Regions from separate parts of the Homo sapiens genome. Here region 2 is linked to region 1. A link is a loop called in an ENCODE intact Hi-C map of the cell type or tissue named here. Cell type or tissue: endothelial cell of umbilical vein. All regions are shown on one strand. Links, peaks and the distances in the headings refer to the core of each region. The heading gives the core; the rest is flanking DNA. Region 1 has its middle 160 kb from the start of LINC02344. Region 2 has its middle 76 kb from the start of KL.

Evidence for each region. A loop is a pair of places that touch in the nucleus more often than their neighbours do. Peaks named below come from ENCODE experiments on the same cell type or tissue, not always from the same donor. Only the 100,000 strongest peaks of a DNase experiment are listed, where the experiment ranks them.
Region 2: a loop joins it to region 1, with 14 times the contacts of the local background. A loop is called at or near these places in 1 of 110 quality-filtered maps.

Annotation. Positions count from the first base shown.
Region 1 is chr13:33,491,793-33,497,183 of GRCh38, reverse strand. It overlaps a transcript of STARD13 not described here. Among named protein-coding and RNA genes, the nearest start is that of LINC02344, 160 kb to the right of the region's middle. In endothelial cell of umbilical vein, for the core only: no CTCF peak of the experiment used is centred there; DNase peaks (open chromatin) are centred at 2,193 and 4,573; H3K27ac peaks cover 4,459 bases.
Region 2 is chr13:33,089,472-33,094,862 of GRCh38, reverse strand. No RefSeq gene overlaps it. Among named protein-coding and RNA genes, the nearest start is that of KL, 76 kb to the right of the region's middle. RefSeq lists an enhancer at 2,001-2,557. In endothelial cell of umbilical vein, for the core only: no CTCF peak of the experiment used is centred there; DNase peaks (open chromatin) are centred at 2,082 and 3,952; H3K27ac peaks cover 2,984 bases.

The DNA of each region.
Region 1 (5,391 bases), core at 266-5,265:
GATGGTAATTAGATTAATGATTTGGGAAACTTAAAGGTCTTGGGATGTGATGGGACTCATTCTGAGGTCGTGCTAATTAAGCTAAGCCTGTCTTTTATTCTTCTCAAAATTTGGGAGGATACCCAAGGTCTATTTTCCTTGCCATAAAGAATAACCACAAAGCTGTGAAAATAAGACAAAACAGAGTTCTCTTACAAAATTATCTGTTTGTTATATACTTGAGGTTCAGTTGAGAAAAACGGTACTTGTAGGATAATTGCAACAAAACAGAGAGCAGCTTATCACATAGCCAAAATTTATCCAGAAACGAAACTATATAAAGATTTTCAAAACTCAAGGATCTAATAGAATTTGAAAATTTATCATTTGATGTTGAGACAAAATGGCATACATTTCTTCTTTGTTTAAAAAAACAGCAATGAATATGTATAAACTGTATCATCACTATCATAATCATCATCATGAAATTTAAAAGTACTCTTCTGTATGTGTACCTGTTCCAGTGTTATAGAAAAAGAGTTAAACATGGAAGCCATTTGGATGCTTGATACTTAAAAACATACTATATGTGCCTATGCATACAGGTGATTCAGATGAATTGATATTACACAAATGTCTGACCTAAACAAATTTTTATAACATGTATAAGAAGAGAAATTGCATAATCAAGTGGGATGATAAGTTAGGGAGAGAACTGTATATTAAAAATGATACCATGAGGAAGTTTTTACCATGAGGATATTATGGAAACTGACCAATTATTCTAAATAAATTAATAATAGTAATAGTAACAATAATAATGAGGCAGTGTTAGCTGCAAATGTATTTGCTATTGTAAATACACTTTATTTTTTAATAAAATAAACTGAGTTTATTTTTAATTTATAAAAGAATAAAGTTTATAATTCATATGTAAATTCTATAATGCATATGTAAATTATAAAATTTATACTATAAATTATATTATGTTTACATTAGAAATTATATAAGTATATTATAAATTATATTTAAATAAGTAGAAATTATAAAATCATAAATTAAAATGATTATAAATATATTATAAAAATAAAATTATTTAAATAATTATTTAGTTAATATAATTATATATTAACTATATATAACTATAATTATATTAACTATACATAATTATAATAATCACATATTAACTATATATAATTATAATAATTTATATTCACTATCTATTATAATAATTATATATTAACTATATATAATTAAATAATATAATTATATACAATAATATATAACTATATAATATAATAACATAACTATATATAATTATATGTAATCATTATATAATTATATATTATATAATTATAGTACATTCTAATTGTATAATATTAATTATGTAATAATAAAATGATTATATTATAATACTTGTCTGAATAAAAAATAAATTATATTAAATGTGGAAAGATTATTAGCTCAAGATGAAAATTGATTTAAATCATCCATTATAAAAGAGGCATGGAAAACAGAGAGTAATACAAAACAATTCAAAACCATGCTCCTCTTCCTTCTTACTAGCTTTATTCAAAGAAAATATATACATGGCAAGTATTTGGCAAATATTTCCATCCTGTTTAGAAGATTGGAAATCTGAGACACAAATATTTAAATATTTTACTCAAGACTAATAAGAAAGTAAGTGATCCACATGAAGAAAGTGTTCAAGCTTTCCCGTCCTTTAACTTTAGTTCATGCTGCCCCTTGTAAATGTTTATCATTTATCTTCAAGGCTTTCTCGAATAGTACCATGTATAGAGGAGCTCATATTATTTGATAAGTTAGCATTTTCTTAACAAGTCTCTAATGTAAAAGACAAGTTCAAAATTCCACATTTCCACTGAGCTGTCCACTTAAAATGGTTAAGATGATAATTGGCTTAAGTGATGTCTAAGAAAACCTAATGTGATAGAGTTCTGAATAGTTTTTTAATTGACAGGTACAATCACAAGAATGGATGAAATTGGGAAGTAAATTGGTTTCTGATATTATTCTCATGTGTTGTGTATTTTCTGAAGTATTTTTATGGTGTACATGTAGGAGCTAGAAGTATCTGGCATTACTATACTTGACAGACAAGCTCAAAGTGAGGCCCAGAGCTAGCGGAAGTGTAGGCAGGAAATGGAGTCACTGAGTCATGTCATGGGAATGCATGGTTAGTGAGCATTGATAACATTCAGACAGACTGCACTGTTGATTTTGGAAGACTTGTCGTGGGAACCCTAAGTAGAGTCTTTTGGGGGCGCATTTGTTTTTATGTTTTCTACTGTGTGTAAGTGGTCTGGACTAGTTATTTCTTTTTTTGGTGCAGCAGCAAAGAAAACCGTGACATTGTGACCTCTATAGAGTGTATCATATAATCTCTCTGGCAATTGTCCTAAGTGGCCAACTGGTCATTCTCATTGTGCTAGCTATAGTGAAATAAAAAAAAAAAGTACTGCTTTTTTGGTCAAAAAGCTATTTTCCTGAAGCCTCCATCCAGTTGCATCTGGACTATAATCTTAACAGTCAATCCTGTTGACCACTGTTCTATCTTCAGCAATCTTCTCACTGGTAGTAGACAACGACCAAATGCAGTGTGTCAAAAATAAGCCGGGAAAGCCCATGCAGAAAGGTGGGGGAGGTAGAGCAGGAGAGCCTTAAACTCTGATTGTTCTGATTATAATTCCTTTTCACGCCCATTTCGTCTTGCAAGTGGTGGTTTATTCATTCGAATCAACAAATATTTATGGGAAGCATGCTAAATGCAAGGTACTGCATTTAGGGGCTGAGGACACAATAATAAAATCACGGCTCTCCTGGAATTTAGACTAGTCAGGTGAGGAAACAATAAACAAAGTAAGTAAAATGTGTAGTGTGCTTATTAATGGCAATAAGTGCCCCGGGTGGGGGTGGAGTTGAAATAACATCAGAAAGGGGATACTGGGTGGCCGGAGTGAAGGTTTGCAGTTCTAAAGTGGTTGTTTGGTGAATGTTGCACTGAGAAGGTGGCATTCAAGTCAAATGGGAAGGAAGCATCTGCTCTGCTTCTACACTAGACCTGGAGTTCAGAAAGAATTGGAGCGCTTTCTGTCCCAGTTTCAAAGGAAACTTGGAAGTGAGCAGCTAACTCTGGGTAATCAGGTATCTTGATGAACACAGGGTTCCCAAAGTGGTTTTGCCTTTTTGGGTTTACTACTCTGTCTGATGAGAAACCCGCACCAAGTCGTTTACGGTCTCATCAGAAATGTCATTAACCTGGCACCAACCTGTGGATTTTTTTCATAGCTGTGTTCCACTCAGACCTACCTTTGACCTTGGGTGCAGCCAACAACTGGCCACTTTCTGTGAATGTACAAGTTTAAGTGTGGGGCTGAAGAGTTAGTTAGAGGCTGAGTAAATCCTAGATTTGAATTTTCTTAACTTCAATATTTGTCTTCTTTTGGATATGCATTGTTTTATACAGTTGATCCAGAAAATAGCTACTTTTTAAAAAACTAATAAACTTTAATTTTTAGAGCAATTTTATGTTTACAGAAAAATTAAGCAGAAAGTACAGCATTCCCAAATACTGCGCACCCCCACAGTTTTCTCTCTTATTAACATCTTTCTTTAGGTGTTAATATTCTGTATTATTTATTACTTATTACTAATACTCCCTATTATTTAGATGTTAGTATGCCCTATTATCTGCATTTGCTATGATTGACGAATCAGTATGATACATTATTATGAAGTAAAGCCATTGTTTACATTAGTGTTCACTGTGTTGCATAGTTCTACCGGTTTGGACAAATGCGTAAGCAGCTTTACTGATCACGTGAGATCACTTCTGTGTTCATTCTGGGACTTTGGAGGGGTTGGGATAGTTGAGTGTGATAAATCAGGCCCCAGACAAGATCCCTGAATCTAAAGTAGGGGTTGTGTGAGTGTCTGAGCCTTGGTTCCGCAAGGAGGCTCTGTTGTGATAATGGGTTTATGGTTCCTAAAAGTCAGGTGATCATGGCAAACTTTTTAGCTGTTCCACCCCTAATCACACACATTGCTGATTCCCTCTGGAAAATTTAACCTGCTTGGAAGTCCGTACATCTCCCAGCACCACAGAACCTTGTTCGACAGAAGGAGGATACTTCAGAAAATCTATGCAGTAAGAGATGCCTGTTCTTTTGTTGTGTCATATTTGAAGCAGTTGAATAGTCAAAAGTGCACTTAGCATTTGAGTGACTTTGGCAGTTTAACCTCCATGAAACTCAGCTTTCTCGTTAAAAAGAGACATAATTGTTACTGGAAAGGGGTCCTGATCCAGACCCCAAGAGAGAGTTCCTGGATCTCGCACAAGAAAGAATTCAGGGTGAGTCCAGAGTAAAGTGAAAGCAAGCTTATTAGGAAAGCGAAGAAATAAAAGAATGGCTAGTCCATAGACAGAGCAGCCCCAAGGGCTGCTGGTTGCCCATTTTTATGGTTATTTCTTGATTATATGCTAAACAAGGGGTGGATTATTCATACTTCCCCTTTTTAGATCATATAGAGTCACTTCCTGACGTTGTCATGGCATCTGTAAAATGTCATGGCCCTGATGGAAGTGTAGCAGTGAGGATGACCAGAGATGACTCTTATTGCCATCTTGGTTTTGGTAGGTTTTGTTTGGCTTCTTTACTGCAACCTGTTTTATCAGCAAAGTCTTTATGACCTATATCTTGTGCTGACTTCCTATCTCATTCTGTGACTTAGAATGCCTTAACCATCTGGGAATTCAACCCAGTAGGTTTCAACCTCATTTTATCCAGCCCCTATTCAAGATGGAGTTGCTCTGGTTCACACGCCTCTGACATAATACTTAACTCAGAATCAATGAAATAAGCTCTGGGAAGTACCTAGATCTGGTAGACATTCAGTAAATGATAACTGTATTATTACAATATCTGTCAGGCCTCTGAGCCCAAGCTAAGCCATCATATCCCCTGTGACCTGCACATATACATCCAGATGGCCTGAAGTAACTGAAGAATCACAAAGGAAGTGAAAATGGCCTGTTCCTGCCTTAACTGATGACATTACCTTGTGAAATTCCTTCTCCTGCCTCATCCTGGCTCAAAAGCTCCCTTACTGAGCACCTTGTGACCCCCACCCCTGCCCGCCAAAGAACAACCCCCTTTGACTAATTTTCCTTTACCTACCCAAATCCTATAAAACGGCCCCACCCCTGTCTCCCTTCCTGACTCTCTTTTCGGACTCAGCCCGCCTGCACCCAGGTGATTAAAAAGCTTTATTGCTCACATAAAGCCTGTTTGGTGGTCTCTTCACATGGACGCGAGTGAAAACATTCAATTGTCATCATTTCACTACCAGAGGTTCTTGCATTTAGGTTCCTCAGAAGAATCCTCTGGG
Region 2 (5,391 bases), core at 208-5,207, 400 kb after region 1:
GACTCCATCTCAAAAACAAAACAAAACAAAACAAAACAAAAATCACATATACCCCATAAATAGGTACAATTATTATGCACCAATAAAAAAATTGTTTTAAAATGATAGAAGCCATGGAAAGGAAGCCATAAGCCAGGGACACTGTGAAGAGTACTCTAAAGCTAACAAAATCACTTCTATTTTCGATTTTGACTGCTTTGACCCTCCCCATCGTACAGAAGATGGAGAAATAGCTTGATATGGTTTGGATATTTGTCCGTCCCCTCCAAATCTCATGTTGAAATGTAATCCCCAGGGTTGGAAGTAGGGCCTGGGGATAAGTGTTTGGCTTGGCACCCTCCTCACAGTAATAAGCGAGCTCTCACTCTGAGTTCACATCAGATCTGGTTGTTTAAAAGTGTATGGCACCTCCCCTGTCTTTCTGTCTTGCTCCCTCTCTCTTGCTTCCACTCTTGCCATGTGATACGCAGCTTGCCCTATACTTTCTTCCGTGATTGGACGCTTCCTGTGGCCGTCACCAAAAGCTGAGCAGATGTCAGCACCACACTTCCTGTATAGCCTGCAGAATTGTGAGCCAATCCGACCTGTTTCCTTTAGAAATTACCCCGTCTCAGATATTTCTTTATGGCAACACAAGAATGGACTAACACAAAGCTGGTCTTCTAAAAAGTTAACTGTGATTGTTTCTGAAACTAGCACATGCTGAACACCTGTTTACAACAAACAGGAACATTTGCTTCCTTCACGCATTCAATAAACACGTATGAAGCACTCATTGTGTGCTAGATACTTATCTTAGGCATTCAGTGAATAAAAAGATGAATAAAATGAGGGAATAAAACAGACAAAATTCCCTGTCCTCATGGAGCTTATGATCTAGTGGAGAAAGCAGCCAAAAAAAACCTAAATAAATAATTGTCCAGGTAAGCTCTATAGGAAAACAAAAACAAAAGGAAAGAGATGGGCAATGGGAGAGTTGCAGTTTTGGGTAAGATGGTGAGGAAACACCCTACAGAGATCCGATTCAAAACTACACCCTGTCAGAGTTTTCATTTCCTTCCACTCCACTCAAATTGCTAAAACTACACTGGTGGGAATTATCAATTAATCGATTTGCTGATCACCTATGTCTTGTGAAGAAAAAGAAGTTCAGCAACTTAGACACATGCGTCCTCTGAGAACTGTCCTTGCTGATAAAGGACGGCTACATCTTCCCGGGCAGTCAGAAAGCAGGGCCAGCAAGGGATGCACAGATGTGAGAACACCACATGTCCCAGGCCACTCCATTTAATTGTTATGCCTAATGATAATGGGGAAGTCATTGGTTGTCCTGATTTCCAGAAATTGGCATGTCCCAATGGCCACCAGATACTTCAGAGAGTTCTCATATGAGCACTTCTCGTGTGCCCAGGAGCAGGCCCTGTGGATCAGCTTTGTTGTCCTCATCACCCACCCCGTCACCACTGCCCCTGCTGCCAATGACCCTGTCAGCTCACTGCCTGCTGGGCATATCTCCCTTCTGCTCTCTCAACACCGACCAGGCTTTGAGAGGAGACCTGATTCTCCCCTTGACATCTCTCTGTGGAGCTGGTCTGAGTAGGTAGGTATGTTAAATCCCCACAGCACACCTGAGACTAGGCCGTCACTGCTAATAAGACTCAACTAACACACTAGAAGCGTGTTAGAAGTGGAGCATAACTTAAAGCTGCTAATAAAGGTGGCCCCTCTTCGAGCCCATTCACCCAAACCTGGCTTTGGAGGCTCTTATCTATCCGGCCTGTCCTGCCATCCCCTCTATCAGCTCATCCTCCATGCTGAGAAGGAGTGAGCACTTCACCTTGAAGCAAGGGCCCCAGTGATCCCAAGCCCACCTCACTCTAAGGCAGAGTTCCCCCACGTCTTCATAATATGAGAAACATAGAATGTGATGGCAGGAAAAATGTATCACTTCACCTTGGGAGAAGAGCTACTTCCATCTACTTATCTATAGGGTGTGGCTGGACCCTCTGATTCCAGAAGATAATCACACAATGGACTTGCGTTGATTCATTTCCCTAAATCCGGTTACCTCATAGGAAACACCACCCCCTGGTTTCCCACAGGCATAGTCGGAAAGCCAGCCACCACCAGCCCTGCAAAAGTGGGTAGTACTTGTGGCTTCACTGCCTTCCCTTGCTGGGACCTTGTCCTCCCAGCAAGGTAGAGCAAGTTTCTCTTTAGTACCACCCTGTTCCAGAACCCCGTTTCTGTGTGTATCAGTCATCCCACCTGCTGAAACGCTGACTGATGACATTTTAATATGAATGAGTTTCAGACAGAACTATTTCACTACATATTTGCATAATTAAGCCTTTTATCTCTTTATTGGGAATCAGAGGCTTTGTCTCCTGTTACATGGATTTCAGGCATCAGCAGGTAGGTGGGAGCTATTTTTGGAACAATGAACAGCCTGAAATTATACGACCACATACAAAAGCCTAAACCTGAGAGTCGACCTGACCTTGTCTTCTAAGATGATTAGGCTGGGCAGAAGCATTTCTGCCTGCACAGGTCCCTCCTTCTCCTGGGAGGGTGGGGAGCTGCGCATTTCCAGGACAGTCTGGGGAGGAGAAATTTGTCTTGAATTCAGAAGAGCTCTTCCTGGCAGCCTTGCTGACATGACCCTTCCTTCACCTTGTTCCTCTTCTCGTATTCCCTTCTCATGTTCCTCTTCTTGTATTCTTCCGGATTCCCCAAATCCCACCTTTTCTTGTGGAAGAATCCCTAATGCCTTTGTGTTTCAGATTTCCAAGCCCATCAAGCATTTACTGAAGAAATGCCCAAGATTGTGTGTGGTATACACTTTGAGTGAATACCGTAATGCTCAGCTTTGTCAGAAACTTCCTGCCCAAGGAAGACCTCAGAGAATGCCCACATCACCTGACAGAGGTGAGAGCCCAGGGAGAAGGGAGCACATCTCTAAACAGACACAAGCTGAAGATGTTGTATGAGGAAGCACCCAACCAGGGTGCACTGGACCAAAATATAGAACAACTGGATTTTTGTGCTATTGCTTGGTTTTCCTTGTGGTCCTCCAATTTCTCTGTTGCTACCTCATCTACATATTAAAGTAAGAGGAAACAGGCCTAATAATCAATCCTACGATGAGTAGTTAGAAGCCACAGATAAAGAGTCCTGTCTTTCCTGGAGATGGGCAATTCAAAATCACTTGGGAGAAATACACTATCCAGTCATCCGAAATTAAATATGTTCTCTAAAGAGCAGCCACTAGCGGGAAACACCATCATCCATCACCGGCCCCTGCTGGAGCCTCTGTCTGTGAGGCTGAGCCTGGGGCGGCACACAAAAGAACCACAGGTTCCAGAACCATGTTTCTCTTCTAGAACCACAAAAAACAGAATGCCCAACTCAAAAGAAATTGGAAATGGCAAAGGAGGGCACATTTTTATTTCGTTTTCTGCCAGTTTTCAGGGATTCCAGTATAAGCCCACTAGGGTATGCACACAACACAAAAGACATCAGCCAACCCAATGCAAACATCAAACCAGCTATGCAGCATTTCAAACAAAATACAGCCATTATTTGACTGCATTGCTCAATTTTCAGAAGGCTTGTGGCTGTCCTAATCTTCCCCATACATCTCAAAGTTCATACTTTTAAGTCCTCTAGTCCTCATAACTAGATTACTGTACAGGGCTCAGATTATTGCAAAGCAGGCATCAAGCAGAATACTTTTGCATAAAACAAAGGGATTTTAAACACAGTACACACAGCAACAGCTGCTGCTTGGTAGAACTGAATGGGAATGGGAGAGGGGCCTTCTTCCTCTGAGAAGATAGAAAAACACTCTGTAACTTTTGTTCAAGGATTTGGGAGTATAAAACAAACAGCTCGTCGTGTTCCCACATTCCATAGTCAAGATGTTCTGCAGAGATTGGAACTAAACTGCTCAAAGTGACATCAGGAACTATGTAAATCAGGAGGAGAGCCTCTCTGGGGCTATAAATCTCAGGACAAGGTTAAGGTCACAACCCCGGAACAAGGGAATTCAGACCCCTCTTCTGAGAGACTGAGGGCTGAATACTTGCATACTGCTGGACAATAAGAAAATCCTATCAGCAGCAAGCAGGCATGGCACTTTACCAATGAATTTTCCAAGTGGAAATCTGCGGCTTAATGAGGAAGAACCATGGTGAACCAGAACTTCAGATCTAGTATGTTTGTACACATTAGGGGAATCTTTTGAGGCCCTGAATGCTATCTGCTCTTTGTCTTCCTGCCTCAGATCATTACCTACCATACATGGAACAAAATCTCCATTAAGGAAAAAGTGAGCAGACAGCAACAATTCCATGCTGACATGCTCTGGCTCTGTGTCCCCACCCAAATCTCATCTTGAATTGTAATTGTAATTGTAATCCCCATGTGTTGGGGGAGGGAACTCGTGGGAGGTGATTGAATCATGGGGGTGGTTTCCCTGTGCTGTTCTCGTGATAGGGAGTGAGTTCTCATGAGAGCTGATGGTTTTGTGAGGGGCTTTTGCCCGCATTTTCTCCGCGCTTTTCTTCATTCTTCATTCTTCCCCTTCCTGCCGCCATGTGATTTACCATGATTGTAAGTTTCCTGAGGCCTCCCCAGCCCTGCTGAACTGTGAGTCAATTAAACCTCTTCCCTTTATAAATTACCCAGTCTTGGTTATGTCTTTATTAGCAGCATGAGAACTAATACCTGCTATATACCAGGGAATTTTCCTATCTATATATAGACATATACATATACACATGTATATGTACACACATATATCCATATAATTTGATATTATATACAATTTATGTATCAGTCCTCACAAGTCCATACTATTTGTATTTTTTAAAAGAGTAAATTGAGGCACAGAAAGGATGAGAGACTTCCCTGAAATCATCACTCAACTGGGACTGAACTCCAGGCAATGTGGTATTTACTTGTTTGCTGACTTTAGTGAGGAGGGCTCCTCTATGGCAGGACAATGAGATGAACCACCCAGAGTGGAACTCAGGAAGACCCAGGGCAGAATTAGGCTGAATGGATCTTCTAGAGAGTGAAATGAGGAATATAATTGCAAAGAATCTCCATCATGAAGAAAACATTAAGGGCCAGGAGCCTGCACAGCATGACTTCTGATGAGCGCCGGCCCTAAAAAGGTGACGGGGCACATTTGCAGGGACATCTTCCACTTCTTGTTCAGCCATGCAACTTCTGCCCTCCCCAGCACCCCACTGGGAGAGAGAAGATGCTAAGGTGATTCACTGGGGTTCATGGCATTGTTTGCACAGCACATTATTAGCACAGCATTGCCAGGTGTCACACATAGTGTAGCTCCTGTGGGCACACAGCTGGGCCAGTGAGTAAAGC